2 separate regions of the Homo sapiens genome follow, and region 2 is linked to region 1. Evidence: chromatin loops called from intact Hi-C (ENCODE). Cell type or tissue: PC-3. All regions are shown on one strand. Links, peaks and the distances in the headings refer to the core of each region. The heading gives the core; the rest is flanking DNA. Region 1 has its middle 130 kb from the start of LINC00595. Region 2 overlaps LOC124902468 (a long non-coding RNA gene).

Region 1 (16,333 bases), core at 4,791-12,790:
ACCTTCTTGGATTTCCCCCAAGACTTCTATAATCCATCTCACTCCCCTATTCCACAGGCGCTCCCCACTGCTGTTCCATAAGGGCAGGGGCGGTATTCATTCTCCTCACTCCAGGGTCCCCCAAGACTAAGCGCATTGCCCAATATCCTAGGAGGCATTGCAAGAAAGAATTTGCTGAACAAGAATTTGTTAAATGAATGAAAGGAAAGCAGGAAGGGAGAAAAGAAAGGAGCAAGGGCTCCTTGCCGAAGGGAAGTTAGACCTCCAAAGAGCAGAGTAAAGGGAGCCGGGAGGGTTGGTGAGCGCCGGGACAGCCACAACAATTTGTTCCCCCCCTTTTACCCCAGGGGGTTAAAATCTTGCTGCACCAGGATGGGGTTGTCCTTTCTCAGAGCCTGGGAATGAAACATGATAAGGGGTCTCCAAGGTCACCCAGTCCCTTCTCCTTCCGTGGGAGCCTCTCTGCAGAGCCTAGATGGGCAGTTAGGTCTTCTGCTCAGCCACCTCCAGTGACAAGGTAGTCACTCCCCATCATGATCACCCATGTGAAGTAGCCTCTGCCTCCCCAGAACTGGAACCATCCCAAAGAGAAGGATTAGGAGCATGGGCAAAGTCCAGCAATGCACTCAGCCACCCGGTATCCTCAGGGTGGAAACCAGCTCTCCAGCCCCCGGGTCTCCTCCCCTTGGAGAACCCTTGCACTGCTCTATCAGGAATCGGCATTCCCTCCCCACTCAGCCTGGCTGTCTGCTCTGGCCTCGCACCAGTCGCTTAATGCCACTCCTTGAGTTTGGAGCCCAGAACTAAACACGCCTCTCCCAGGAGTCTTGAAGGGAAACCAGCCAAATGTGAAGGAAGCTGAAGAGGACAATGAATGTGCCCATGCTCATTCCAGGGATGGACTTCATTAGCTGGAGAAAGAGATATTTTCTAGAGCTGCCACTGGGCTTGGCGAAGGCCAGTCTCAGGCAGGGGTTGGGGCTTGTCCCATGCCCCATACTAAGGATCTATCATCTTGATTTTCCAAGCCCACCATCAAGGTCCATCTGGAAAGAATGGAGAAAAGCCTGAACTAGGAACGTGTTATGACCCCACCTGTTTCTCTTCCGTCCCTGAAAGCAGCGCCTCTACCCCACATTCCCTCCCATGAAAACAGACTCTCAGGAGAGACGATGGACCTCAGTCTGCCTGGGGTAGGTGATTAATAACATTGTAATGCATCATCCTTCCAGAGGGATTGGCACTGGCAGGATCCAGGATTTAAGCTAAAGTAGCAAAGCAATAATGAGGGGATTTCAGGCCCTGACCAGCAGCTGGGGATGAAGCACAGCCCTGGGAATCTTCCCAGTATCTTTGAGACCATTCATAAGTCATCAACAGTAGAGATGCCGGCCTGGGTTTTTTCAGGTTGGCCACTTGCTTGCTGTGTGGACACATCACTGAACCTTTCTGACCGAGTTTCATCTGTGCAATGTGGATAATACTTCTACTCTCATCAAATTGTTGTGAAGAGCAAATGAAATAATGGAGGTCAGCCACCTGGCACAGAATGGGTGCTCCATCACCATTTCCTTGCTTCCGTCTTCCATGTACTAAGCATCTAGACCATTTTCATGGAGTAGACCATACAGGGACCAGGATGTAGGGTGTGTGTAAAGGCATTATACCTGTGCACTTGAAACTAGTTATTCCCCACAGTCTGAGGAAACTAGACCTTGAAACAGTCCCAACCTTCCCTCTGTCTTTTGCCCCAGAGCAGTGTGCAAATTGAAGAAAGCATCTCAGAGGCTAGTGGGCCTTACAATGGAGATCATGTGGTTCCCACCTCCAAGTCCGTTCCTCTACATCCTGAGAAATCATAGGCTGGGGGCTCTCTGGAGTCACCCTTTGGAGACAGAGAAGTGGTCAGCAGTCACTTCTTCCTCCAGTTGGCACCAAGTCCAACTTGGTGTTGTTTATCTGTTGCCACCATAAAGCTTGGTGACTTCAAACAAACATTTATCACCATCTCTCATGTTTCTGCGGGTTTACTGGGTTCAGCTGAGCAGCTCACGCACCAGGTCTCACATGGGATTGCAGTCAGATGTCCACTGGGGCTGGCATCATCTGAAGGTTTGGCCCATCTGGGTATCCCAAAAGGCTCACTCACGTGGCTGGGCTGTTGCAGGGAACTCAGCCGAGGCTGTCCACCAGAGCACCTACACATGGCCTCTTCTATGGCTTTGCCATCTCATAGTATGGAGGCTGGCTTCCCAGAAGGAGCATCCCAAGAGAGAATTCTAAAGGCCCCGGGCAGAAGCTGCAAAGCTTCTTATGGCTTAACCTTGGAAGTCTCAGAACATCCCTTCCATCCCACTGTATTGATCAAGTAGGCTCAAGCCCACATTCAAGGTGGGGGAGATGGGAGTCTGCATCTTCATGGGGGAGGGGCAAGTTCACACTGCAGAAGGAAATGTGGCATGGTGACAGTGTGGTGAGCATCTCTGGAAAGTTCTATGTTTCATGTGCATCAACCTACCCCTCCCAGGCAACAGAACGCGTGCTAACTGGGGAGAAGAGTAAGCACTGTCCAAAGAGTCGGACCAGGCCATATCTTGCAGCTGCCTGGGGCCAGCCAGCTGTCACTTATACCAACAAAGTAGCAGCTAAGTCCCAACAGGCTGCTAGTGTCTCCCCATCTGCTTTAAGGGTTGTAGTAAGGACAAAAGGAGATTAGCAGCTTCTTCATTCTAATCTGGCAAGCATTCACCAAGCATCTTGTTCATTCATTCCTTCAACAACTGTTTGTTGTGGGTCTACTCATGCCAGCCCAGAGAGGACTCCGACATGGCCAGAGGACACTGAGTTCAATGGAAGACATATGCTTACTCGGGCGGTTACAACACACTGCTTAGCACAGAAGACCTGGGGTAGACAGTCAATGGGAGAGGTCACAGGAGGGGCTGGCTTTGGCTAGAGAAGGAGAAATCAAGGAAGGATTCTCTACCTTCAAATACAAATTGAAGGGCCTCTTGAAGAACCCATGTAGGACTCCAGGGAGGTAAGGAGGAGAGAGGAGAGGTCCCCCAGGATCAGCAGAGGATGAGAAGCTGTGGCAAGTTTAGCAAATGGCAGGCCATCTGCAGTGTCTGTAAGGTAGAGAGGAGAAAAGTGGGCATGGCCATTTGGAAAGGTGATCAAGAGGAGGAAAGCAGGGGTCTGAAGGTCATGGAAAGGTTTGAACTTTCAACGGAGCCTCTGAATGACTTTACTATGATCAGACTGACCTAGAAAGATCGCTAAGGTTGTGTGATGGAGATAGCCTAGAAGAAGGTGACTCAAGAGGTAGCACAACCGAGTCATTATGATTTTGTTACTTATGGACTAGATTCCAGGCCCTATTTCACACTCTTTGCACTCATTAACCTATTGAACTTCATGCCAACTATATAAATTAGGGACTGCTGTCATCCCCCACCCTCCTTTATTTATTTATTTTTTTGAGACGTAGTTTCACTCTTTTTGCCCAGGCTGGAGTGCAATGGCGCAATCTCAGTCACTGCAACCTCTGCCTCTCAGGTTCAAGCGATTCTCCTGCCTCATCGCCCCGAGTAGCTGGGATTACAGGCACCCGACACCACGCCCAGCTAATTTTTTGTATTTTTAGTAGAGACGGGGTTTCACTATGTTGATCAGGCTGGTCGCAGCACAGAGAAGGTAAGTTTCTTGCCCTAAATCAGAACCCAAAGGAGTGGTCGAGCTGAGAGCTGAGCCAAGGCAGTCTGGCTGCAGGGTTTTCCTGCTCCACCACGTGGCTTGCCCTGCTGTGGCTGTCATCCAGGCAGAGACATGACAGGGTCTTTGCAAAGGGCATCAGAGAGGCAGGGGCCATGCTTCCTGTCCCTGACTGAGTGCCCAGGGGCTGAACTAGAGGCTGGCAGGGAATGACTACATGTGAGCACATGAATAAAGAAGAGGCAAGGCCCAAGCGCCCATTATAAGCCTCTGCATCACTGAGATTCTTAACAGTCTTTTCTTTTTCCTTTTCTTAGACACAGGATGTCAATCTGTCACCCAGGCTAGAATTCACTGCAGCCTCAAACGCCAAGGCTCAAGTGATCCTCCCACTCAGCCTCCCAAGTAGCTGGGATACATGTTTAGTCCTAGCCGATTTTTTAGAAAAAAAATTTTTAGAGTCGGGGTCTTGCTCAGGCTGGTCTCAAATTCCTGGCCTCTAGCGATCCTCCTGCCTCTGCCTCCCAAAGCGTTGAGGTTACAGGAGTGAGCCACTGTGGCTGGCCTAACTTCCTTTTCTTGAAGCAACATGACCAGTAGCTATCTGGCTGCTTGTCTCAGTGGCTGCACCCGCTGTCGACCCAGCTCACCAAGTGCTGGGGGCATTGACTGAGAAATGAGGCACTAGGCCGGCCTGCAGGCTGATGAGCCAGCCTCCGCAGACATGCACAGACAGACCCTGTCTGCCGCAGCATCCCAGAAACCCTGAACAAGGCCCCCTGCCTCATCACCCTCCGTCCACCACCATCCCTTCCTGTCCCCTGCTGAGTGCAGCAACTAAAGCCCCTGCTGAAGCTCGTGTTAGGATTCAGAGCAAGAAGCCCCTGCTGGAAGGCTGCTGGCAGCCAAAGTGAGCTGGGAAGGCGTCGCTTTGGAGCACACAGGGGGCCTGCCAAGAATTTCCTGAAGGGCTGGTGCTGAGAGAAGCAAAACAGATGCTTACTGGGGACAAGTTGCACTTCACAAACAGCTAGCACCATCCCGGTCCTGGGGACACAGGGAGAGGCACTCATTGGCATTGGAACTGGAGGTGCTCAAATTGTCCTTTCGTTAAATCCTCAGTCACTGTCCTGCCTGTCACATGACTCCAGCAAAAGCTCAGCTCTCTCTGGCTTGCTGCTCTCCTGTGTTCTTTCTTGCAAGAAGTGCTGGGGTGGCCTAATGCACCAGGCATTGACCTCCTGATCATCTGCTCTGTGACCCAAGCTTTTGCACACCACCTCGTCCCCCTGCCGCCTGGCATTTAGCTCTCCTAATGAGCAAGGGCATGAAGGAGGTGTAATCAGCCCCATACAGCAGGGCAACAGGTAGGGAAGATGAGAAAGTGAAGTAACTTGGCTCAGCAAATATTCAGTAGAGTCAGGATTTCAAACCCAGATGTTCTGACTCCAAGGCCGGTGCTCTGCCTCCCTCATGCCTTTCTTTTTTTTTCACATTATAACAAGATTATAGTTTATAGTTTGCTAATTTTTTACAAACTGAATATCCCCATTTAACCAACACTTGGATCAAGAAATAAGTACATCACTGCATATGATGTATACATGTGCATCATATATGTATATGTATGTATATGTATGTGATATGTCTACGTATATGATGTAGATGGTCTCCAATATACGATAGTTTGACGTACTGATTATTTTATTTTATGATGGTGAGAAAGTGATACATGGTCAGTAGAAACTGGACTTCAAGAAGGCCTGGCACAATGGTTCACACCTGTAATCCCAGCACTTTGGGAGGCCAAGGTGGATGGATCACTTGAGGTCAGGAGTTCAAGACCAGCCTGGTCAACATGGTGAAGCCCCATCTCTACTAAAAATACAAAAGATTAGCCACGTGTGGTGGTGTGCACCTGTAATCCAAGCTACTCGGGAGGCTGAGGCAAGAGGATCGCTTGAACCCAGGAAGCAGAGGTAGCAGTGAGCCAAGATCGCACAACTGCACTCCATCCTGGGCGACAAAGCGAGACTCCATCTCAAAAACAAAAAAAAAAAGAAAAAAGAAACTGGACTTAAAATACCTATGCAACCATTCTGTTTTTCAGTTTCAGTACAGTATTCAACTACACCTCATGCCTATCTTTCTCATGATACCATTCTGGCCGAAGACCTTACCAAAGGTCAGGCTTCAGGCCAACGGACAAGGAGAAGGACCGCTGCAGAGAAAGGCCCCTGCAAGGAGAAAAGTGAAACAGAGGGCTTGGTGTTGGTAAGCCACGAGTACCCCAGCAGGTCAGAGCTTCCTTCTTGAGGAAAACAGCATGGAGGAGTCATGGAGGAGTAATGGAGGAGGCTAAGAGGTGACTTTTTCATCCTCAACCAGTCACCTGGACTAGTGATCAGAAGCCTGCAAAGCATGGCCAAGCAGAAGGTCTACTGAAAAGCCAGGAGCTTATCACCTCAGTCCTGGGGGCATTTACTGCATGGGCCATTCACCTATTTCTTTGAAGGAAGTTCTGTATCTTCAAGCAACAGAGGCACTAGGAGAGAAGACAGACCTAGATTTTATATCTGAGCTCATGAAGCAGAGTATAGGTATACAAAAATACAAGAGGCAAGTTTCAGAATCTGCTAAAATACATATCCCCAAATCTAACCCTTTTATATTCTTAGATACTCCTGGGCGAGATGCCACCAAGCAGCTTCCACCAGACCTATAGATCTTCCCTGTCATGTCAGTCTGACCCTGGGACCACATTTGGCTCCTGGGATGCTGTCCAAGGTCACCTGCTGGGGACATTGATGGACCAGGCAGGAAGCAGTGTGGCATACAGCAGCAGTGGTGGGAGCTCTTAAGCCAAGGTTCCCTGCGTCTGTTTCTGTGCCCAGCATATTGCAGCCACACAGCAGTGTGAACCTGGCCAAGTGTCTTTGTCTCATGCCTTGCTCCATTCTCCATCTCAAAGATTCCTCTGGGCACTGACATTCAGTGATTCTTATCACACAAGGCCCTGGCCAACCCTGAATCTCCAGAGAGATGTCCAGGGAGGAGACTCTGTAGGCTGAACCCACGGCATCAGCCTGCCAGAGATTGAGGCAGGCTGGTCCAGGGGCTGGCCAGGGTGACACCCATCTTGTCCAGCTGGCCACTTGAGCTGAGACACAGACTCCCCAGGGCCTGAAGGAACCAAGCAGCATGGTCTTGATTTTTTAAATTTATAAAATAGGATTTTATTTCTTTGTTTTATCGTAAAACCATATTAACTGTGTGGAGATGAGAGAGCCTATGTCAAGCCCCAACAATTATGTGTCCCCACCTTTCCTGTCCTTTCTGGTTACCCACTTTTCCACATGATGAGTGGAATGGCTGTTGTAAGGAGTTTGGGATGGGGAAGCCTTCTTGAAGATCTACCCCTGGCTGGTTTTGGACCACGGACAGGTCATCAGATTCTCACAACCCATGAAAAGGCCAAGCCAGGGTTATCAGATCCACAGATTAGTCAGAGTTCCTTTGGCTGCTACAAAAACTCAAGTTCACCAGCTCTCTCAAAAAAGAGGGGAGGTCCAGGTACAGTGGGATTCAGGCACCCAAGCACCCTAGGATGCTTTATCTAACCTCCATCTCTTTCTCTGACAGCTGACTTTATTCTTCCAGTTTCAGCTTTTCAGGAGGTTGAAATACTAGTCACAGGCATCTCTGGCTTATATCTAAACAGCTTTGTATGAAAAAGGATAACAAGCTCTTTTGGGCCAGCTCAAGTGGCAAAAAGTCCCAGGGAAAGGATCTGATTGGCCTGGCTTGGGGTCCATGGCCCCCATGGTCACTAGGAGGAGCAGATGGTCAGGACAGGAGAACGCAAGGTTAAGGGCTGGAGCAAAGACAGTAGCCACCACACCCAAGTTGGCAAAGCAGACTGGCTAAGGCCTAAAGAGGGTAAAGAGTGAGGAAAGACTCTGAAAAGTGGCAAATGTCACTGGGGCACTAGTGGACTATGCCAGCAGGTGCCATGGTTGGCATGGAGGAGGCTGCGGTCTCCTGGGTGCTGGGCCAGTCTGTCAGAGGCATACGAATCAGCCCCTCTCTCAAGTGTTCCCAAAACTGTGTTCCCAAAGTGGTGACCAGAATGAGGACAACTTTTATTTTCCCAATTTCATCATCTACAAGTTCCCCAGAGTCTGAATAGAGCAGCCCAGGGAAGAGGCTGCCACAGTCCTGCCCCAGTCCTGTCTGCAAGTGAGCAAAGGAAAGATTTCTGAGCAGAAAGTGTCATGGGCCAGATCACGCTGGTGGAGAGGTTGTGGTGGGTACAGAGGTGTGGCACAGCGAGGGCTCACAGGCTGGCTTCTCAGGATTCCTGAGCACCCTCTGCTGCTGGCTCCAGGGCAGGTGCAGCTAGAGCAAGGGTCTGCACCTCTGTGCTAGTGTGTCCTGATCAGAGAGAAGTAGAACCACCAGGAGGCTGCTCACTTCTTGTTTCTCCTACCAACTAACCAACATTCAGACACATTCCTCTCTCTACCTCTTGTTAATTCTCCTTGCCCAAAGGGCATTGGCTTTCAACTTGCCAGAAGCAGTGGGGTGCAGTGGAAAGACCACGAGTCCAGAACCAGGAACCATGTTTCTATTCTGCCTCCAATTTGCTGGGTGACCTAAAGCAGAAGTCATTCCCTCTCTGGACCTTGTCCACTTTCTCTGCAAACCAATGGAGGTGGACCAGTCAGTGTCTGAGGGCTTCCCAACTTTTTCTGGGAGGACACGATGTAGTTGGGCCTGGCATTGCTATGTTTAACCTGTCTCCATCTCCTTTCTCTACCACTTATCAACTCTGCCACACTTACTTCCAGCATTTCCAGCATTAGCTCCTTGCAAGCTTAGCCGCCCTACAGACCAGCCACAGGCTATCACATTAGCTTGGCAATGATGAAAGGGAGAGATATATCATAGTAACACTCTACCCTGTCACCCTGCCAAACCTCAGGGCAGGAAGCATCTGAGCTTAGAGAAGCTATAGACCAGCTCAGCTAACAGAAGGCCTCTCTCCTAGCAAGGGCTCTCGTCCAGGGTTTGGTGAATCAAGCAGTCTCCAAAGATATGCATTACAGGGGCAACACACTTGAGGTTGTTCTTGTTCTAAAGCACCCATTGTACAGATGACAACATCAAGCCCCAAAGAAGGGAGATGACTTGCCCAAGGTCATATAACAAGTCAACGTCAGAGCCAAAGCTCAATTCTAGGTTTCCTAAGCCTTGAATCTGGGCTAAACTCTGGGCTAAAACCAAAGCTACCTTCTGGATAGACCATTATACAACCAGAGAGCATGCCAACCCTCCCCCCTTTTCTCTTTTGTCTTGCTCCAGAATGTACTCCATTTGCTTCAATCAGGCTGAGCTTCTTCCCATACCTTTTTTCCTGCTGTTGCTCCTGCCTGGCTCTCCATACCCTGAAGGCTTTGCGCATGCAGATTCTCCCTGCAGAACTCACCTACCTCCTTGACTTTCAAGACACCTTCCCTGACTCCTGCAGCTCTTGGTAATTTCTCCAATGACTTGGCATCACACTCAGGGTAAAAGCCACAGTGCTTACCATGGCCCATCTGACTTCGTGGCCTGGTCCCTGCCTAACTCTTCAGCTCCTCTCCCCATCTCAGCTCCCTTCTACCCTGGCCACGCTGGCTCTCCTACGGTCCCCCATCCCCTGCAGTGTGTTCCCACCCAGGGCCTGGTGCCTACTGTCCTCCCCAGCTCTCCACACAGCTCACCCTGCACTTAATTCTGTCCCTATGTCACCTCCCCAGAAAGGCCTTCCCCACCATCCCATTGAATCTGACATTGTACCCCTGAACTTTGTATCCTAAGGCTAATTCATTTTCTTTCAAAGGACTTGTGATTGCCTGAAATTATATTAAGTATTTGGTTAGCGGTTAGTTTGTTGTCTGTCTTCCCCATGAGAACACAAGCTCCACAGGGGTAGAAACTTTGCCGCACCCACTGCAGTGCCTCTCACTCCTAAAAGAATGTCTGGCCCACAGGGGGCCCTCGACAAATAAATCAATAAACAAACTGTTGTAATAAAATGACGTCTCAGAATTCAAAGATGCTAGGATGCTCCTAGTGTGCATAAGGCAGATCTTATTTTGAAGTTTTTGTCTATCTAAACAAGTCATTAAAAATCAGTGTATCAGCACCATTCATGAGCAATCACATGCTATGCCACAAAAGTGATATCATATAGTGAACAATCTGAAAATGAAACTAAGAAAACAATTTCACTTACAATAGTGTCAAAAGAAATACTTTGGAATACATTTAACAAAAGAAGTGCAAGATTTATATTCTAAAAACTACAAAACATTGTTGAAGGCAATTAAAGATCTAAATACATGGAAAAATATAATATGTTCATGGATGAGAAGACTTAATACTGTTAAGATGCAAATGCTCTCCAAATTGATCTACAGATTCAATGCAATTCCAATCAAAAGCTCAGCTGGCTTCTTTGCAGAAATGGACAAGCTGATCCTAAAATTCACGTAGAAATTCAAGGAACCTGGAATAGAAAAAAATATGTATTGAAAAAGAACAAAGTTGGAGGACTCACACTTCCTGATTTTTAAACTTACTTCCAAGTTACAGTAATAAAGACAGTGTGGTACCAGCATAGGATAAACATGTAGGCTAATTTAACTGGCTTGAGAATCCAGAAATTAATCCTCACATCTAAAGTCAATTCATCTTCAGCAAGGATGTCAAAACAATTCAATGGAGAAATAATAATTTTTTCAACAAAATGGTGCTGGGACAACATGCAGAAGGATGAAATTGGATCCCTACATCAAACCATATGGAAAAAATTAACTAAAAGTGAATCAAAACTCCAAACAGAAGAGCTAAAACTATTGACCTCTTAGAAGAAAACATGAGGGCAAATTGTTATGATCTTGGATTGGACAATGGTTTCTCAGATGTGTCCCCAAATGAACAAGCAACAAAAGTAAACATAGAAAAATTGGATTTCATAAAATTTTTAAACTTTTGTCCTTTAAAGGACACCATGAAGACTGTGAAAAAACAATTCACAAAATAGGAGGAAATTTTTGCTAACTCTATGTCTGATAAAGGACTTGTATATAGCATATATAAAGAAGTTTTATGACTCAGTAATAAAATGACAACCCAATTAAAAGTGGGCAAAGGATCTGAATAGATATTTCTTCAAAAAAGACTTATAAATTGCCAACAAGCACATAAGCACATGACAAGATGCTCAATATCATTATTGAGGGAAATACAAATCAAAACCACAGTGAGATACCACTTTACACCAACTAGGATGACTAGAATCAAAAAGTCAGATAATAGTAAGGGTAGGACAGCATGCAGAAAAATTAGAACCCTAAATACACTGCTTTTAGGAATGGAAAATAGTACCGCCACTTTGGAAGAGTCTGACTGTTCTTCAAATGATTAAACATAGAAGTAACACATGACCCAGCAATTCCACTCCTATTGGGTTGGTGCAAAAGTAATTGTCGCTTTTGGCATCAAAAGTAATGGCAAAAACCGCAATAACTTTTGCACCAGTCTGATATATACTCAAGACATGAAAATCTATGTCCTTACAAAAACTTGTATATATGTTTATAGCAACATCATTCATAATAACCAAAAGTTGGAAACAACCTGAAGGTCTATCATGGACAAATGGATAAACAGAATGTGATATGTCCCTACAATTGCATATTATTCAGCCATAAAAAGGAATGAAGTACTGATTCGTGCTACCTCATGGGTGAACCTTGAAAACATTATGTTAAGTGAAAGAATTCAGTCACAAAAGACCACATATTATATTATTCCATTCATATGAAATGTCCAGAATATGAAACTCTGTAGAGACAGAATATAGAGTAGTGGTTGCTTAGGGCTAGGAGAGATAGGGGAGATAAGGGGGTGATGGCTAAATGATACAGGATTTCTTTTCAGGCAATAAAAATGTTCTGAAATTGATTGTGGTGATGGGCGCACAACTCTGAATACACTAAAAACCATTGAACTGTCACTTAAAATGGGTGAATTATATGGTGTGTGATCTATATCTTAATAGTACTGTTATTTAAAAGAAAAGGGAAGAAATACCATGCCAGGTAACATAGGTAATCTACTCAATACTTTGCCCTTCTAGAATTGAACCAGGAACAACCCCATAGACACAAATCCCACAGCCTACCCGATTTGCAGGGTTGGGAGAGACCCAGCCAAGTGAAAAAATGAGGACCGTGATTAGCTATACATTTTCTGAAAACTTGGAGAAAGGCCCTGTAAAGCATGGGGCCTGGGCAGAAGCTGGGCTTGTCCAGGTCTAAGAACAGGAACATCTAGAGAGTTCACCTAGACCTAGATGGAAAATCTCATGTGGCAAGTCTGATCAATTGCAGGGCCCACGTGTAGCCCATGTCAAGAAGCACTCTGAATGAGACAATGTCCAAACTCCACCAGAAAGTGTCTGTTCCATCGATAATGTCTGCTAGAGATAGGGAGTGCTGGTATCTGAGCCGCACATTTGACAGGTGTGTGTCAGTTCACCCTCTCCTGGCAGAGGAAAAACTAAGTCACTGGGAGTAGCACAGTGGCCAGGGCCCTAGAGCTCAGGGTAGATGAAGTCCAGTCTTGGCCTGGGCTCTGGTCTCAGCTCTCTGGACGTGTTTACCAATCCAGCCTCACATCTCATCACACCCCTACTCTTGCCAATGCTGTCGCTGTGTGCATTACAGCCTGGACAGCATAGAGCTGGGGCCTGAACCCAGGCAGGCAGTCTGGTTCAAAAATCTGTTCTCTTAACCACCACACTGTCTCTCAAGACAATGCTGAGGCTCTGACTATCTAATCTGTGTCAGACTCTTCTACAAACCTTTCCTTATTCAAGCCCAGAAGTACCCTGGGAGAGAAATATTGTTATCCCCATTTTAGAGATAACAACACTGAGTTCCAAGTATGTCGCCCAGATCACACTATGGCAGAACCAAAGATTCTAAATCAAATCTGTCCAACCTCAATGCCCATGTCATCCCACAGTCCCAAGAAAAGAGCAACTTTTCCTTCTCTCTCTTTAGTCCAGCACACAGACATACAGACACACCCACACAAACACACGCACACACGCACGCACACACACACACATACACAATCTGAAGGAAAGAAAACTTGAAATGCAAACCCTGAAGTCCCTAAAGTTCACCATTATCCTTGATCCTTGCACATTCTTCATCCTCAGTGAGTTCCTTATTCTGTATCTACCATCGGCTATTGCCAGATTCCTTGTCTTTCCTTCACAGCTGACAATCCAGAAAAAAAATCACTTATGCCATTGTCTCTGCTTCTTCACTGCCCTCTCATTCCTCAGCCCAGTGCAACTTGGCTCTGTCCCTGCCTCTCTGCTGAGCCCCAATGCAAACCCAACTCTTTCCATCCTGGACCTTTCCATCCAAGACTTCTCCATGACAGGCAACCTGCCAACCCATTCTCCTTGAAACTCACTCTTTCCTTGATTCCTTTAGCAAATACTTTGTGTGCTCCATGTCACATCTTTTTGGTCCTGCTGACATCAGCACAGCTGAGAAAGACAGCTATATACCTGCTGCCAACATTTCACTTCAAGTGTGCTGATATGACTCTCTCCCTTTCTGCCTCAGGGTGACCCCTTGGCTCAAACACAAGCATGGCCAAAACATGGAAGAGTTAACACCCCCAGGGGCAACTCCCAACCAATGGAAGATGGGAGCCAGTGAGTCAACTTCCCATCCTTGGGAGGGAGAGTTCCAAGGCATCTTCTCCACAGTTCCTTAGAGGGTCCTACTGGGCTTGTGATCAGTTGCCCACAGTAATTATGCAGTCTTTATTCCCCTGTTCTCACTCTCTCTCTCTCTCCCTGCTCCCTCACTCCAGCTTTCACGATCACCTGACAAATAAGCTGCCTGCACCTGTCTTTGTGCAGGCTCTAGGCTCTACTCTGGGGTACCTATCATTGTCTCATTGTCTTCCTTCACCTTCTGACCTATTCATTGCCATCTCTTTATGGACTGCTCCTTTAAGGGTGAACCCCTTCTCTGTTGCTGCTTCCTGGCTCCTCTGCTAAGCCCTGCCCTGTGCCCTTCCTCTCACTTGCTTGGGTCACATAAGTCCCTGCCACATGGCCTTGCCCGTCCATGAGGGACTTCCTGCCCACAGCACCATGGCCTCTGTCCCTTAATCATCAGGTGAGCACCTCCCCACCTTGCAACAAGCAAACCACGCATCACCCCTCTACTGAGCCTTTCCCAATGCTTCCCTAGGACCAACCGCCCCCACCTGAGCAGCTGCAACTTGCTGAGGGGGATTCCATACTGTGTCCAGTGACAGCCCTTCCAATAGGCTCTTTGCTTCCTTTTACTGTAATGTAATCTCCCTGAGAGAAAAGGCTGTGGAATTTTTACTTCATATCCCCAGAAGCCAGCCCTATCCTGGCGCATGATCCATGCTCAATAAATGTTTGTGGATAAAGGAAAAAGCATTCACGCTACTTTTATCAGACTCTGAGCAAACTTCTCTGATCCTCCCTCCTCACAAGTCCCTCCTCCAGTAAGATTTGGGTCCTTAAGTACATGTTTCCCCTGCATAGGGTTGGCACATCCATTAGTTTCAGCAGGGAGATGGGAACTCAGCCACCTCTTGCAAGCACAGTCATTCCTGGGTATCCACTAAGGATTGGTTCCAGGACCCATCATGGATACCAAAATCCAGGGATGCTCAAGTCCCTGGTTTAAAATGGGATAGTATTTGCATATAACCTATGCACATCCTTCCTTATACTTTGTCATCTCTAATTACTTATACTATAATAGCTAATACAATGTCTGCACATCACTTCATTCGTGTGGATTCAGCGTAGGACTCAGAGCACAGCAAATTCAAGTTTTGCTTTTGGAACTTTGTGGATTTTTTTTTTCCTGAGTATTTTGGATCCACAGTTCATTAAGTCCATAGATGCAGACCCCGTGGATACAAAGGGGCAATGCTACTTCAATCCCAATGTTGTGAGGCTTTAAACTTGTAAACACCCCCAGGTCTCTTTAAAGAGCAGGAAGCAGGCATGGAGCCGACAATATCTGCCTTCGATTCCTCTCCTGGGTCAGAACCTGAGAAGTGGGCTTCCCACATATGCACCTTCTTGTGAGATTTTCCTGACAAGGCAACAGGAAAAGGGAAAGACCAACAGGCCCACCTGATGGCATCTGTGGCTTGTGATGCCGGGAAGGACCCAGAAATGGCCACAGGTGAGCGAGAGTGAAACGGACGTCCATCCAGGTCAAGCAGGAAAAATGCCAACTCAGAGAGCATTGCCCACCACCTCCTGCAGGCCAGGCCTATGCTAGATGCCAGGAGAACAAAAGGAGATCCCTGTCCTCAAGTGGAACTTAGTCTAGTGGGAAAACACACCTAACCTCAGCCCCTGACTTCACCAAAGTTCCAATCGAGAATCATAATAGTAAGTAAGAAGATTGGCTAACATTTTATGGAGGGCTTACTCAATATGCCAGTGTTTTCTGAACATTTTGAAAACATTCAATTATTTGCCCCCTGTAATAACCCTGGGGTGGCATGCTGGAGCCAGCTTGTACCGGCTCACAAGAGCCAATTGTTAAATTTTCAAGAATTTTACAAGCTGGGTGATAAATATGACTATTATTTTAAAATTAAATTACATAAGTTAAAAATAAATTATACTAAAAACAAAAGTAAGAAATCCTCAAAACTCATCACTTCCGAATTATCTCACTGCACTTTATTGTTCTCTATGCTGCCAGGGCCGTGTGCTTCTGTTGTATTTCTGCAGTGGAAATGCCATATCATGGTGGCTACTAAGCCTACTAAGCCTCTCTTCCAATTCCATGTTTAGTGACGTCACTATGAAAATTGACAAAGGCTTGACTTATTTTTTATTGATTTTTCTAGACTTAAAAAAGTGATGGAGAAAATATTAATTTTCCAAATGAAACTTAAAAGTGTGCCTGTGTCGGTCTATAGCTGTTAGTTTGTGAGTAGCCCCCCCGACAAAATATTTTTTTCTGTATTCAAAATCTATTATCCAATTCAGCAAAGTCACTCATGCTTTTGACAAGTGAGTGTCAAGTCTGTACCTACATCTTCATTGTTTCACGTTCACCTCAATCATTGAGGTACAGAAAAATACCAATCAATTTTCAGGTTGGAACTATACTCCAAGACCAGTTGCTAAACACTGACTGGCCTCGGAAGTAAGTGCTATCTGTAAGCCCCATTTTGCAAAGGAGAAACTGGTTAGGAACGGCCAGACCAGGATTCCTACCAGGGAGCCCAGCACCACACCCAAAGTTCTTAACACATGCAGGGGAATAGGAGACCCTGGTCACCCCCAGTTCTCCCTGGCAGTCCTGGGAAAGCCCTCAGGGAGACCTGGCTTCTGGTACATTCTGTCAGATTCCCTCACCCCAGATAAGAGGAGAATAGCCCTGACCCTGAGAGAGGAGTACAGGACAGACATGGGGATGGGATGGGCAGCACTGAGCCTGGGCTGAGATGGTGCTTCCCAGAACAAAGC
Region 2 (16,333 bases), core at 3,383-11,382, 63 kb after region 1:
GGCTCCCAGAGATACATTCATCATTGCAAACTTCTGATAGCATTCATGTGGGCCTTTGGTGACGTGATGACAGGGGCCGCATGCTAAGGTGCAGAGAGGCACCAAGGATAGTGCAGAGGCCCAAGGCACAGTTCACTGATGCAGCGAGAAAGGACCTACCCCCAGCCAGGCAGCAGCCCCTTGTGAGACATGGGTCTGTGTGTTCCTCCACATTCAGCCCCTTTACCCTCACAACAGTCCAGCACGTTTGTTCTTTTACCCCAATTTTACTTATGAGGAAACTGAGGCTCTAAAAGGACCTAAGAAAGGCAAAAAGGGATCCAAAAATATTGGATGAACATTTGTCTTTGTGTTTTAGTAAAACAAAATGGCCACAATCTCCTCTTCCCAGCTAGAGCAGAGAAAGGGATGGGAATGGAGAAATGGAATTCTCACTGGGTCAGGCAAAGTCATCAATATCCTGTTTAAGAGAAATACATGGTTAACCAATTACGACATATGAGCAAGGGAATGGAGGCAACAGCATCCAACTCTCCTTAGCAATCCCTTCTTCCCACAATATCAAAACATTTTGGCATCTTTAAGATTAAGGCAGGAGACAGCCCCTGGCCTCTAATTGCTCTCAGTCAAAGACTGTAGCTAACATGTTATTAAATATGTAAATAATATGAAACCCAGAAGAGAATTAATATTTCATATCTAATGAAGTTAAGATGAATTCTCCTGTGTCTAATTTTCTGTTTTTAAATACATAATGCACTGTGGAGTCCAAAGTGATTCATGGTATTTTATATTGGCTAAAGACGTTCGGGGTTTCTCTGAAGCAGCTTCCTAAATGATTAACCTGAATATTATTATTACAAATAGGATTTGTTTTTTAAAAAATTAATTTTGTAGTTAATCAGAATAAAGAGCATGGTGTTATATGCTGGTGGGCCATTTTTAAATGGGGAAAAGGAACTGATATAGGGGTTACAAATCCTAACACCTAGAGGGGCCTGGCAAATAAATGACTGAAGCAGGCTGGGTGGCAACAGGGAGAGGTAGAGACTATGGCAAATTGTGACAGCACATGCCCTTCAGAAGTAGAGGCCAGAAATTCAGGTTGTTTTTTTTTTTTTGGTGAAATTTACTAATACATAAAGTTGGCTGTTCACACCAACATGGCACATATATACATATGTAACAAACCTGCATGTTATGCACATGTACCCTAGAACTTAAAGTATAATAATAAAAAAAGAAAAAAGTTGGCTGTTAATTCAAATATATATGTATGTATATATATACATATATATATATTTTTTTTTGAGACAGAGTCTTGCTGTGTCACCCAGGCTGGAGTACAGTGGTGCTATCTGAGCTCACTGCAACCTCTGCCTCCCAGGTTCGAGTGATTTTCCTGCCTCAGCCTCCAGAATAGCTGGGATTACAGGTGCACGCTACTGCACCTGGCTAATTTTTGTATCTTTAGTAGAGACGGGATTTCACCATGTTGACCAGGCTGGTCTTGAACTCCTGACCTCACATGAGCCACCCATCTCGGCCTTCCAAAGTGCTGGGATTACAGGTGAGCCACTACGTCCAGCATTTTATATGTGTGTGTGTATGTGTGTGTGTATTTTAAAAACAGAGTCTCACTGTGTCACCTAAGCTAGAATGCTGTGGTACAATCATAGCTCACTGAAGCCTCAAACTCCAGGATTCAAGCTATCCTCCTGCCTCAGCCTCCTGAGTAGCTGGAGTTGCAGGTGTGAGCCACTGCACCTGGCTTTAATTCAAATATTTTAAAACATCATGGATTCAAAAGAAGATGGCCCATGGCTTCCAGTTTACAACCTCCATACTGAGACATATGACTGGAGGGAAATTTGCTACCAGAGACAAGTCCTTCAATCTCTGGTGCAAAGAGTTTCCTCTCAGGTTGACAAGACAATAAACTGGTAAATATAAACTCTGATTAGTCAGCCTTTTAGGAGGGCAATTTGGCAAAATGCACAAAAGTGCAAATCCTTCAACCCACCAGTTCTACTTCAGTTCAACTTCTAAGAATGTATGCTAAAGTAGTAATTAAGAATTGACCAAATTTTTCACTGTAATGATGTTCTTCATTGCTCTGTTTATAATAACAAAAAAAATAGAACCAACTTCAAGATCCAAAAATCATGTCTGATTACTGAATTATATTGTAGCGCAACTAAAAACATTAAAACTATACAGTCTTTGACAAATATGAATAGGGATTTATAAATATGTTTAAAGCATGGGTGAAACAGATTTGTAGTGCAATCATAGTATTGTTTTTAAAAATGGACATATATTTATCTGCCCAGGGAAAAGATGGAAAGGTAACATGCCAAGCAATCAGCAATGGTTATCTCTGGTTTGGTGGTACAATTACTAAGCAAATTCTATCTTTTCTCTTTTTGCTTGTCTGTATTTGATGAATGATTTCACATGAACTTTCAGTGCTTCTGTATAAAGTCAACAAGAGAAATAAACTCTCCATTACATAGTACAATATTAAAAAATAAAAGTGGTCTTTGTTTGGAAGTTCACCAATCTAGATTCAATATTCACTCCTTCACTGAGAACTTTCACCTCCTTGAAGAACCTCACAGTTCTCGTCTGCGGAATGAATCATTAGGCTACATGATTTCCAAGGTCCCTCTGTGATTTGAGGCCACTGTTGAGGGACTTTGGGGGCAGGCCAACTTGCCTATTTATTCACAAGAATTGATTGACTGCCAGATAAGCCTTGTGCTGGGCTCTGGACTCAAGCTTGCCCTCCAAAAACACTCGGGAGAGGAGGGGCAGCACCCCCTCTGCCTTCCCATAGGGTGTTTACATACAGGAGTCTACAAGAATGTGGAGGAGGCACACTTGCTTTGGGGACGTTAAGAAAAGCTTCCTAAAACAAATGATATGTTAACTGAGTTGGAAAAGTTGAGAAGGAATTAGCCATCCAAACAGAGAGGAGGCAGAGAAAGGCATTGCAGGACAAACAGAGAGTGTGCAAAGGGACAGAGTTGGGCATGGGGTGCAGGGTAGGGGAGAGAAGAGGCTGCAGAAGGGACAGGAGCCTGGATCATAAAGGTGCCCTGTTCAGGAGTTTGGATTTAAAACTGGGGTAAAGGGACCCTTGAACGTTTTAAGAATTAGGGAATTTTTTGGACCAGATTTTTGTAAATCCCTGTGGCAGCAGGGAGATGGATTGAAGGGAACAAGGTACCAAAGAGCCTGCTGTCCTATTCCAGGTTGGAGATGGTGGTGGTGGCTATGGAGGAGGTCAGGCTTCAGGACCTACTCTGGAGACAGGCAGAGGAAGGAAGCTGGGAGGGCTCTCGAGTTTCTGGCTTCCACGGTTGGTGGATAAGTACGCCATTGACTGAAACAAGAATGACTGGACACAAGGACAATTTGGGGGAAAGGCCCATGTTCAGTTGTAGGAGCTTGTTGGATATCCAAGTGGACATGTCAGCTAGGCACATGGATGAACATACCTTGAATTCCAGAAAGAGGTCTGGGTTTGGGATTCATCAATGATGGGCTGCAGAAGCTCATGGTAGGGATTAGACGGCCAAAAAGAGAAAATATGAACTGTGCATGGAGGTCTGCAGACCACAGGCACCCAGGGGCCAGATGGAGAGAGAAAGAATATTCCACAGATGGGTAGCAAGAGAGTGTGACGGCACAGAAGAATAAAACAGAATGAAATCAAAAATGGCCAGCCGTGTTGAGTGCTTCTGCAAGATCGTGTAAGAGGAGTCATTGGTGGCTTGGGAGATGCAGAAATGGAGTCCACAAGGCAGGGAACACAGCTTCCTCAAGAAGAGTGAAAGTGTGTGAAGCAGGGTGGCCAGGGAGGGGAGAGCGACAGGAGCTAATGCATGTGGCAGCAACCAGCAGCGTGGTGCCCTTCTAGGGCCAAGCACAGGGCAGGGCTTCCAGAAAGACTGACTCCACTCACCTCCTCTCTCTGTGGAGTCCACTGTGTAGAATCACACTCCTCTCCTTCCCCAGCCTGGCCACCGAATGGGGATGACAAGTACATAAATTCCATCTAGTTGCAGTCAGGGGTTGTGGAAGAAGAATGGCTCTGTGGCCAGTTTTCTAGCAGCCTGAGTAGCACTCTGATGAAATGGCCTCATGCGGCTCTTCAGAACACCGTTTCCAGCCTGCCCAGAGCACTTGCAGCTGGAAAGACAGCCTCCGAAAGGGATCCCGCCTCCATAAGCAGCGAAGGGCTCTCCATGTGTGGCCCAGGAGAGTGGAGACAGGAAGCTCAGGGTCCTGGGAGGTACCAAGCCCTCTCCTCTCTGCACTACATGCTGCCTCTCCTGATCTTGCTCTGACGGCCCAGGGCCATCTTTCTTGAGATCTGCTGACTTCCTCAGCATCCTACTTAGGTGGCCACAGAATGAGCCCACAAGAATCTGAGACAGCCCCTGCTCTAGCCTTTCCCACTGTGCCATGGCACTCCACCAGCCTCTGCCAGGGTGACGTCAACCTTGGAGCAGCAGGAAGAGCTCTGCACCTGGAGTTCCCTAGGCCTGAAAGGAAGCCATGGCTCATGTAGCAGCCACTAATGCTGTTCTTCTAATAGTTCCAGCTCTCCACCTTCTGGACACGTAGTAGGACTGACCATCCTGGCCCCTTTGCTTGGATAGGGGCATGTGACCAGTCTGACCAACGAATTGTAAGCAGAAGTGACGTGCGTGACCTCCAGACCAAATAAAATCTCCAGCGTGAGAACAATATCTCAGATGGCTACAGTTTTGACAGCCTAGGTCCCAGAGGAAGGATGGTGAAATGCAGAGCCCCCAGCTGACCCCTGATGGACAGGTAACATGAGCAGGAGCCAAGCCCATATTGTCTTGACCCACCGAGCTCTGGGGGTTGTTACAGCAGCAAAACCTGGCCTATCCTGATTGATATAGCCTGGCTCCAGGACAACCTTGGGCAAGCACCCGTCCCTCTGAGGCCAGCATCCTCACCTGCAAAGCGAAGGCATGACCATCAGCTGCCCTGAGAGCTGGTGTGGATTGGAGGATGGGGAGCATGTGACATGAGCTGCACTCACACACAGCAGGCACATGTTAAGAGCACCATGCTTCCCATGGCAGGAGGCAGTGCCCCTGGGGCATGCCTATTCCAGGAGCCACAGAATTCTGACAGCTACACAATTTGTCCTCGGGCTCCCCCTTGGCCCTCCCAGAACATGTTCGCTCCTTCTTCCTTATGACAGCCATTCAGAGATTTGAGGAAATGTGGAGTGTGTGTGTGCACATTTGAAAAAAAGAGAGATGGAGAGTTTGAAGCTACCGTCTGTCAAGGCTAGCACATGAGGGGCCTTGTGCTGGGACTGTCACACGCCTTATCAATAATCCTCCCCTTGGGTTTGTGCAGTGTGTATGACAGTCGTCATTGTAGGGAAAGAAAAGAGGTGTGCTGGTATTCTCTATTCTACCCAGGCTGCCTCTCCATTCCTTGCCCTTCCCTGCCCTGCTCCAGCCTGGGAGGTGGCCCCTACTGACTACATCAGTGGCTCCCTCCAGCAGCTGGCAAGGATCTGGAAAGGAGCAAGGAGAGGGCTTGTGCATTTCCTCCCCTCTTCCTTCCTGCTCAGGCCGCCTCCCAGGCAGTGGCTGCTGGCACCCTCTTTTGTGAGTCTGGTTCTCCTGGGGTTTGGCTAGCACTGTCCCTCCCACCCCCACTGATCCTTCAGCCTTAGGGAGGGTCATGACGTGCTACTGTTGCTAGCCACTGAGAGCATCCTCATCTCTTGAGAATTTCCCTGATGCTGCCCACAGAATGACCTTGTCTCTTCACTGGAAGCATCTGGAGTGAATTCTGTTTCCTGCCAGAGCCCTGAATTCACACCCAGGCCTCTGCCACCAGGCCTTGCCTCTCTTATCCCCCAGCCCATCCCTGCCTACCTCCCAGGGCCCCTGCATCTTCTCTCCTCAGCAGACACATCCACTGCATGCACCGTGCTGTGTGGGACATGGTCTGGAGGCCCCTCCCTCCTCCACCTTACTCCCAGGGCATGGAAACTTGGGCAGGGGAAGGCTGGAAACAGTGTGTGGGCACAGCTCTGGGAACCTCTGAGGTTGCTCCCGCTTTGCTCCTTCTCACTCCTTCCCTGACCTGCACCCAGATGGGTGGGGGCCTTGGGCACTTCCTCCATCCTGGCTGACCCCAGAGCTCCAGGGCACCAGGATCCTGGCCAGACCTCAGGGCACAGCATTCTGGGAATGCTCAGAGCCAAGGCAGCCAGGGCCAAGGGAGGCCAGGCCTGTTTCCAGTTTGGCCTTCCTTTGTTTTGCTGTTTCTGCTGTGGCCAGTGTGTCAGATCAATGTCATCCTTAAACCAACAGTGTGCATGGAGCCATGGCCCTCATTGACCATCAATTACCACAGGCCTGTCACCTTTGAAAGCATGTCAGCTGGTGCTCAGCATCCGCTCCTGCCACCTGCACCCTGCAGCTGAGCAAACACAGAGTGACCAGAGCTCGCCAGGGTCAGCCAGGGGCGGCTTCATCTTCCTTCCCCTCCTTGGCCTGATCCCTAAACCAAGGGGAAGAAAGCTGGCCTCCTTGTGGGAAAGGCCCTAAACACTGCATGAGAGCAGGTCTCTGAGTAGCTCTGTGGGTAATGGAAGCAGTTAGCTCAGGGAGAGATTTCTGGGTCAGGCCTGTCTCTGTCACTTATTAGCTTTGGGATCTTAGACGAGTTCCTCCACTTCTAAGCCTCATTCTCATCCCTATTTCACAAAAAAAGAAGGGAGTCTTGACCCTTGAGCTGCTGTAAGGTGCACACTCAGTAACCATAATAATGCAAATATTTCTAGAATGCCTCCCATGTGCATGGCACTGGGCTGAGCACTTGAATTCCACCATTTGATTCCTCCACCATCCCATGAGGTTTTGCCTAGTGAGAGGCCATGGAGCAGAGGAAACCAAGGCTCAGTGTGGCCAAGTGGCTTGTCCAACATCTCACATCTAATGAAGGGCGAAGCTGAGATCCCAATCCTATGCTCTCTGATTTCAGAGCCCTCATAGTTTTTAATCTTTTTCCTTGTTTAAGCTTGCATCTCTCTGGCCTTACTTTTTAAGTTTTTGCTGTGGAGATTTTCAGAGATGAGCAAACATAAAGAGAATAATTCAATGAACTCCCATGGGCCCATTACCCAGCTTCTATGATTACCAACACTCTGCTGTTCTTTCATCTATCCCCATTCCTACTCTTTTTTCTTTTAGGGCATCTCAAAACAAATGCCGGGCATGGGATTCCACCAGTAAATACATGAGTGCTGCAGAGCCTTGATTCCTCATCATTGTCTGACCCTCTTGGATCACTCTCCATCAAGGCTCTGCAGATAGGCGGTACAGAAAGATCAGGGGCCAATTCAGACCTGGGCTCAAACCCCAGCTTTGTTATTGTGTCTCTGTGGGCTTTTGATATATTGCTGCACCTCTCTGACCATCCAGCTCTTCTTCTGTAAAATGAAGAGCATGGTTGGAACTTCTCTGAGTTGTCATGTAAACAAGATAAGGAATGCTGGTGGGCCAGCATGTGGGACAGGCTTAATACACCAGGTTCCCCTTCCTGGGCCCAGTGTATTTGTTTCCTGGGGCTGCTGTGACAAAACACCACAAATGGGGTGATTTAAAACAACAGAGATTTATTCTGCCACAATTCTGGAGGTCCGAAGTCTGAAGCTAAGGTATCAGCAGGGCCGTGCTCTCACTGCAGCCACCAGGGAAGGCTCTGCTTGGGCCTCTCCTGGCTTCTGGTGGGTGCTGGCCATCCTTGGCATTCCTTGGCTTGTGGCAGCATCATTCTGACCTCTGCATCCATCTTCACATGGCCTCTCCATCTGTGTGTCTGTGTCCAAATTTCCCTTTTCTTATAAGAACACCAGTTATTAGATTAGGACCCACCCTGATCCACTGTGGCCTCATCTTAACTTGATTACATCTGCAAAGACCCTATTTCCAAATAAGGTCACATTCACAGGTTCAGGGTGGACATGAACCCAGCACCCCCAAGCTGCTGCCTACTGCTCAGGTCTGGGGGAGTTTTCCAGGGCAGGTCTGGGGACCTCCCATGCTGCCTGCTTGAGACTGAGAAACTCAACTCCTGGAGGAGGAAAGAAGAGTCTCCTGATGCCCTTTGCCATGCACCAGTCGTCCTGGTCACCAGCTTCCCAGAAAGCAGCCACTGAGCTCTGGCACTTGAGAGAAGGAAACCCAGCCTCAAGGTGGCTGCCTGCCACATGCCTTCCCACCGCACTCAAAACAAAGTCCTGTTTCCTGGCCCACAGCCCTTGTTAGGCTCACCTCAGCACCCCCTTTGCCCCCTGCCACCCACTCCAGCCTTCCTCAGGGCCCTAAGTGCCCTGAGCCCAGCTGCCTCCTGGCCCTCGCTTGTGCTCTCGTCTCCACAACCCTTCACCTGGGTAACTCCCGTCATCCTTTGGGCCTCAGCTTAACCATCACCCCCCACCACACACACGGAGACCTTCCTGATCCCACACAGCAGTCCTTCATGCTGTCCTTTCTTGAAACATCCTGTTCTTTCTCTCCAATGCTCTAATCACAATATCTATCCATTCTAGCGTTTGCTTACGTGTGTCCTGACTTACTCCCCCACTTCCCCCACTATAAGCCCCATGTGGGCGGTAACCAGATATCCCATTTACCTCTGCACCCAGCACTCAACACAACATCTGGCACACCACAGATGCCCAATAAACATATACTCACCCACCAATAATGAAGTCACTCTTCAGAACCTTCTAATTGTGCAGGGGAGAGAGGTCAAAGAGAGAGGGGTTTCTTCCCTTGCTGAGAAGGTAGGGCCTCCATCTGGAGGCCCACAAATGCACCTTTGCTGGAAAATCTCTGCTCCTCATGGGCTCCACACACAGCTCTGGGCTTGGCCTCTGGAGTCGCACGGAAGCCCCAACACCTCTGCCCCATCCCTGCCTTTCCTTCATGAGCAGATGGCTCCATGCTCCTCCACACGGGCCTTTCCTTCCCCGTCATGGCAGCCCCAGTTTGTTCTTTTCCTCCCCTTCCATCAGGGTCCAGGCTTCACCCCTTCTCCTTCTCTGCTCCATTTCATCCATGTCCCACCTCAGGTTCCGCATCCAGATCTGAGACCTCACAGGGAGGCATTCCAGGCATTCAAGATGGAGGAGGCCCTTTGGCCTGAGCCACCAAATAAGCCTCACAGGGAGGGGTTCCATGCACTCCAGATAAGGGGGAGCCCTTTGGCCTGAGCCACCACACCTCAGGTTGGCCTGGCCCTTATTTTAGGCTGGCTTCCCCTTGACAATATGTGGGATTTCTGGAGGGGAGGCCCTGGACCCAAAACATGAAGTTAGCAATAGGACTGGCCCTAGGCAGCAGATGAGTGGGAGGTGCCTGTGACCCATGCATGGGAGGCATGGGGATAACATCATGATGTGACCCATGCAGAACTCAAGGCACAGCATGTGTTAGTGGCACCCCTCCCACACCAAGCCCTACAACCCAAAGATGCAGCTCATTTGGCTGCCACACAACATAAGGCCCCATGTGTGCCTACCGACCACTAAAATCCCAAATGGAAAGCCAGAGGACACGAAAGCACCCTTTTACGAGGACAAACTCTTTACAATCCAAATTAGACCCACAGGGTCTAGCTGGGGCTGAGTCCCACAGCCTTGAAGGTAAGGCCTTCACTTGATCCCTGATGACCAGATAGAAATGAGAGATGTCATTCCCTGAACATGTGGCATGGGAGAAAAATGACTATATAGGGACATTGAGCTGGAAAATGCCACAAACATTATCAGGTTCAGCCGTCTGCCTTCAAGTAACAGAGGAACCCTGATAAGACACCTGAGACCCTCACTGGGGAATCATCTGGGCCAAAGTGCCCCAGCGAGTTCGGGTAGGAACCAGGGCCCTGTAAGCCCTGGACAGTGTTTGCTCCACCACTGCTGCAGAAAAAGGCAGCAGAAGCCCATACCAAGGAGGAGGCAGAGAGGATAGGAGGACCCGGCAACACCCATTTACGCCTCTGCCAGCGCCTCTGGGCACTGTCCAGGACACATCCTGTACCCAAACAGCCCTACTCTACTGTGCTGGGAAGGCTGCTCCCAGTGATTTCTCGCTTAGCAAATGAAATTGACCATGGCATGTTAAAAATCTAAAAACCCAAGGAAATGGCAAACAAAGGGACCGAGATTTCAGCCAGTTTTTAAGTAAATAGAACCAGACCTTGCACCCCTGGCCTTTGCTGGTCCTCCTCTCCTCCCTGGTGTGGACATCTTCAGTCGCACTCTCTTGCCCTGAGTGTGCCTTGGGTGTCACTAGAAAACCTGGGCTGTTTAGGGAAAGACCCAGCCCTCCCCAGCTGCACCCCCACAAGGCAGTTATGGATGAGTTTCAAGCAGGCATCATGGAAATGTCACTTCCGCCAGCCGCACCCCTGCCATTCACCCCCACACAGCAGGGCCCTCTTCCCAATCCTGCCTGTCTGAAATGGGAGGCCAGCCCTGGAACTTTTCAATCAGACAGAATTCCCACTGCTCGGCTTTTGTTTTATTTTCTCTCTCTCTCTCTCCCTCCCCAGCATTAGTAATGACTGGCTTGGATGCTGGAATGAGTCAGCCCCACTGGAGGACCAATTAGCTCGTCCACAGGCAGCCCATTAACTCTTCCCAGGACCCCAGGTATCAGGCAGCAGTCTCCCCTCTTCGTGAGCCCCAGGGGCTCCTCCTTTGGGCCCTCTCCAGCCATGACATCCAACCCATTTCCCTCACCTCCTGCCACTCCCTGAATCCAGGTCTCATCACCTCCTCTGGACTTGTTCCCCACCTTCTAACAGGTCTCCCTGCCTTGGATACCATCTCCTGCTATTCTCTTCTCTCCCTAACTGCTTGTACAGTGACTTCATAAACCGAGATCTACTCATGCCACAACCCCGCTCAAAAACTCTCTGTGGCTCCTTATTGCCCAAAAGGGTAAAATTTACTCTTGCCAGACTTGCACTTACTGTCCACTCTAGAATCTGTTGTCCTCCTTTTCTAACCCTCTCTGGAGCTGGTCCCCTATGTGAGCCCTCCCCAGGGCCTAAACACCTACCCAACCCCTGGGCTCTGCACCTTTGCTGCTGCTGGTTCTCCTATTTCGAATACAATCTCTTAACCTGTGGAAATCCAGCCCCTCTCTCAAAGCTTGGCTCCAACCCTACGTACTCTTTAAAGCCTCCCCACCATCCTTCATTCCAAAACCACTCCTTCCATTCAGAACTCTATTGCATTTCTGCCACTCAGCACATAGCAAGTTCCAATTGTAATTTCATGGAACTATTCCTCACAGGCTTGGTCTTCTCAACAAGATTGGAACTTTCTTATCAACAACTTCAGTATTCAAGAATGAGGGATCACTTTAATAAATTACAGAATATCTATATAGTAGATGACTGTTAACCATTAAAAATAAGTGACAGAAGAAAGGATTGAAGATTGATACAAAAAGATATTGATTATATATTAATTTGGGAAAAAAAGATCACAAAACAAGGTACACATGAAGTGTCCAGTTTTGCTTGAAATACATGCTTGCATAGGAAAAGAGTCAGATTCTTCAACATAAGGCTGAATAGTATTTTTTAAACCTGGGTAGTATTATTATGAACCATTTTCTTTTTTCTTATCTGTATTTTCAATAGTAAATATGTATTATTGTATAATAAAAAGCAATAAAATGTGTATGTTTAAGATTGAGGGATTATATATTTTAAAGTACTTTGCGACCAGGAAGATGAGTTCTTCAGGCTCTTTTCGTATTCATCAGAGGGCTGGAAATATAGGGCACACTCATTTTGTGTGTGCAGTGGCAGTGAAGCTGTTGAGGATTATGAAGATCTAGACTTTTCAGCATCCATCAGTCCCAAACCTTTCCTTTTGCAGAGGAAGAAGCCCACGGTCTTTTCATCCTACTCTTGAGCATCTCTCTGGGCCAGGCCCTTTGCTGACAGCCTCACCAGTAGTCCAAAATCCACCATTCAGGAGCTGCCTCCTGGCTTTGGGAAAAAAGCCAGGAGGGTTAGGAGCTTCTTTCATTCCCACCTTTTTAGGTTTTGATCTAAAAAATGAGAGATGCTATTACCAGCCTGATTTAAAGATTGAGAGGAGCAGCACCTGCAAAATACAGCCAGGACAACAGAGTAGACAATAAATGTTTGCTATTATTGCTACAATATACTTGTGTGGTCCTGACAGACTCTAAGTGGGCACTTACCACTGCCATTTTATACTTAACGAAAACCAAGAGGAGTAGAGAACTTAAAACTTATACACATGGCCAGGTGCAGTGGCTCATGCCTGTGATCTCAGCACTTTAGGAGGCCAAGGCAGGCAGATCACTGGAGGCCAGGAGCTTGAGACCAGCCTGGCCAACATGGCAAAACCCCATCTCTACCGAAAATACAAAACTTAGCTGGGTGTAGTGGTGTGCACCTGTAGTCCCAGCTGCTCAGGAGGCTGAGGAACAAGATACCCTTGAACCCAGGAGGTGGAGGTTACAGTGAGCCAAGATCACGCCACTGCACTCCAGCCTGGGTGACAGAATGAGACTCTGTCTCAAAAAAAAAAAAAAGAAAAAAAAAGTACAAACACACAAATCAAATGCACACAAAAATAACCAAAAATCCTGCTCAGAGCACTGCATCTCAGAGATGGAAGAGGCAGATTTCACATTCAGGTCTGTGGACTCTATGGAAGCTATGCTTCCAGTGGTAAACTGCTGTGATATCAAGGACGGGGTTAGGGAAAGAGGGGTGACTTGTCCAAGGCCACACAACTAATTAGGGGCAGAGCTGGGATTAAGCCCAACATATACTTCAGCAAGTCATTTACCAAGAGGGCTTCAGAATGTCTGAATAGAGGTGCCTGGCACCGGAGGAGATAACTACAGGTGGACTCACGTGTCTAAGAGAGAATGGTGGGATTCAGCAGGGAGGCAGCAGGGAGCCGCAGAGGCATGGAAGAAGAAGGAAGTGAAGCAGCTGGCCTGGCCAGGATCAGCTCAGAGCCTGGATAAACTCCCCACTGCAAGGAAAAGGTAAGGAGAGATCCCAGTAGCCCACATCATGGACTCCTGCAATCCTAGCCACGGGAGAGCCCCTTGGCCTTCGTGGGCCCTGAGACGAGTAGAGGGAGCTGTGTGGAATCTGTGTGAAGGTTTTGTTCCAGAAAGACAGCTCATGCTGGGTGCCACACACCCCCGAGATGCAATCAGCTGCAGCACAGCGCCATGTTGAGATCCTAGCACCCACTAGACTGCATCCTGTCCTGGGGCCCAACATCCCCTGCATCTCCATATCCCTGGAGCCCCACTGACATCCTTCACACATCCACCCAGAGACCTGCAGCGTTGTGATGCCAGGACCTGGCCACTCCTGCCAGGTCTCCAGCATTCCAGCCCACACAGTGTGCTACACCCCAGGGAATGAGTGGTGCAGCACCCCAGGGAGGCTTCCCCTGAGACAAAGGGAGCTGAAGCACATGCTCCTAAGAGCCAACTGCCTGGGGCTGATATCCCTGACAGCACCCCCGACCACTCCAGTGGCAAAACTACTGGGCAGCTAGCTGCATGTGTCTTCAGGGGGTCTAGGGATTGGGACATCTGGGTGCCACCCTAGGGCCTGAGGACAGGCTGTCCTCACCCGCCACTGCCATCACTGGCATTTGCATATGCCATTTAGGGACTGAGGACAACCCCATGGCACTCACTGCCACCACTGCCAGTATCTGTGTACGCTACCTAAGGTCCTAGGAATCAGTCCACCTCACCTGCCACCACTGGCACTCTTGCACACCTTCCAGGGTCCTAAGGACAGGCCTGCCCCACCTGCTGAATTGACTCACCCTGCCTGCTACTGCCATCAGCATCCACATGGGTTGTCTTGGATCCTGGGGATTGATCCATCCTGTCTGCTCCAGCACACACTCTCTAGTAGCTGACAACAAGCTTGACCCACCCACTGCCACCACTGCTAACATATAAACAAACCATCTGGGCGTCTGGGGATTGACCCACCTTGTACACCATTCCCAGTGCCCACATACACACCTTCCAGGGACCTGAAGACAGGTCCGTCCTGACCACCTCAACTACCTGAATGCACTGACTGGAGGCCTGGGGATAGGCCCATCCTGCCAGCCACCAGCACCCATGTGTGCCTCTCTGGAGTCCAGGGACTAGTGTATCTAGTCTGCCTCTGCCACCACCACTGGCACCCACCTGCCCACCACTGCTCATGCCTGCACATGCTGCTTGGAGGCCCAAGAGTTGGCCCTCCACCACTGCTGCCACCACAAATAAATACTACACACACCAACCAGGGGCTCAAAGACATGCCCACATACTTGGCCCACTGCTGCCAATTCTGGCATCCAAACAAGCTGCCTGGTGGCCTAAGGACTGGCCCACTTGGACCCATGACCAACAACACCCACATACACTATCAGGGGCCTGAGGACCAGCATGCTCAGCCTGCTGCCACCACCACTGGGTACCAAAGGACTGGCCTGCCTAGCATCCCTGTCCCTAGTAAAGTCTTGCCACAGCCCCTACTAATGACCACTGCCTAAGCCACCGAGGAACTCACAAACACCACTGATGCTGATTACAGATGAAGAAATCATACAAAGACCACACTACTGCAACTATCCAGAATCAAAGCCAAAACACCCTACCCAACCAACACTATAGATACACCTATGGAAAAAAAGTCTTTTCCTACAAAAGCCAATCTATAAAATTGGAAGATGTAATTATTAAATTAAATGTGCAGATATCAATGTAAAAACACATGAAAATGCAAGGAAAATGACACCTCCAAAGGAATACAATAAGCCTCTAGTAATAGTTCCCAACAAAAAGGAAATCTATAAAACACCTGAAAAAGAATTTAAAATAATTATATTTAAGAAACTCGGTGAGATATAAGAGAACACAGAGAAGCAATACATATAAGTCAGAAAAACAATTTATGATCTGAATGAGAAGTTCAACAAAGAGATAAGCATAATTTAAAAAAAAAGAAATTCTGAAAATGAAAAATTCAATAAATAAAATTTAAAAACAATTGAGAGTTAAAACAATAGGCTAGATTAAGCAAAAGAATGTTGAAATAACCCAGTCAGACAAAACAAGAAAAGAAAAAAGAATGAAAAAACCTACATGATATATAGGACACCATAAAGTGATCATATAGTCAAATTTTAGGATTTACTGGAGAAGATATGGGCAATAGTATAGAAAACCTATTTAATGAAATAATAGCTGAAAATTTCCCATGTCTTACAAGAAATATAGACAGATACAGGAAGCTCAAAAATCTCCAAAAAGATTAAACTCAAAAAGTCTTCTCCAAAGCATATTATAGCCAAACCATCAAAAGTCAAAGATAAAAAGAGAATTCTAAAAAACAGCAAAAGAGTCAAGTCACATATAAGGAAGTCCAATTCAACTAACAGTGGATTTCTTAGCCAAAACCTTACAGAACGGGAGAGAATAAAATGACATATTCAAAGAGCTGAAAGAAAAAAAAAAACTGCCAGCCAAGAATACTTTAACAAGCAAAGCTATCCTTCAAACATGAAGGAGAAATAAAATCTTTCCTAGACAAGAAAAACTGAGGGAATTTATCACCACTAGACCAGGCCTATAAGAAATGCTCAAGGAAGCCCTACATCTGGAAGGAAAAGAACAGTACCTACCACCATAAAAACACACAAAAGTATAAAACTCATTTGTAGACCAGATATAAAAGTGACAAAAAGAGAAAGAGAAATGAGTCAAATATTACCACTACAGAAAACCACCAAACTGCAAAAAAACAATGAGAGGAAGAAACTAACAAAGGATATACAAAATAATGATAAAACAATTAACAAAATGACTTGAATACATCCTCACCTGTCAATAATAACCTTAAATGTAAATAGATTAAATTCCCTACTTCAAAGATACAGACTGGCTAAAGGGGAAAAAAGAAACATGAACCAACTATGTATTTGCTACAAGAAATTCACTTCACTTGTAAAGATACACACAAACTGAAAGTGAAGAGATGAAAAAAATATATTCCACACAAATGGAAATCAAAAGTGTGCAAGAGTAGTTAGATAAAACAGACTAATGATCTTTGTCTCTTTTTATCATTTTTGACTTAAAGATGATTATATGATGATAAAGTGATCAATTCAGCAAGAAGCTGTAACAATTATAAATATATATACACCCAACACCACAGCAGTATTACT

Evidence for each region. A loop is a pair of places that touch in the nucleus more often than their neighbours do. Peaks named below come from ENCODE experiments on the same cell type or tissue, not always from the same donor. Only the 100,000 strongest peaks of a DNase experiment are listed, where the experiment ranks them.
Region 2: a loop joins it to region 1, with 3 times the contacts of the local background. A loop is called at or near these places in 3 of 110 quality-filtered maps.

Annotation. Positions count from the first base shown.
Region 1 is chr10:78,390,345-78,406,677 of GRCh38, reverse strand. No RefSeq gene overlaps it. Among named protein-coding and RNA genes, the nearest start is that of LINC00595, 130 kb to the right of the region's middle. In PC-3, for the core only: a CTCF peak has its summit at 8,087 (motif pointing left); no DNase peak of the experiment used is centred there; H3K27me3 peaks cover 5,031 bases.
Region 2 is chr10:78,325,906-78,342,238 of GRCh38, reverse strand. LOC124902468 (a long non-coding RNA gene) reads right to left here. Exons shown (of 2, transcript XR_007062212.1): 2 at 11,428-12,146. Among named protein-coding and RNA genes, the nearest start is that of LINC00595, 67 kb to the right of the region's middle. RefSeq lists an enhancer at 13,472-13,973. In PC-3, for the core only: no CTCF peak of the experiment used is centred there; DNase peaks (open chromatin) are centred at 5,728 and 6,448; H3K27me3 peaks cover 2,085 bases.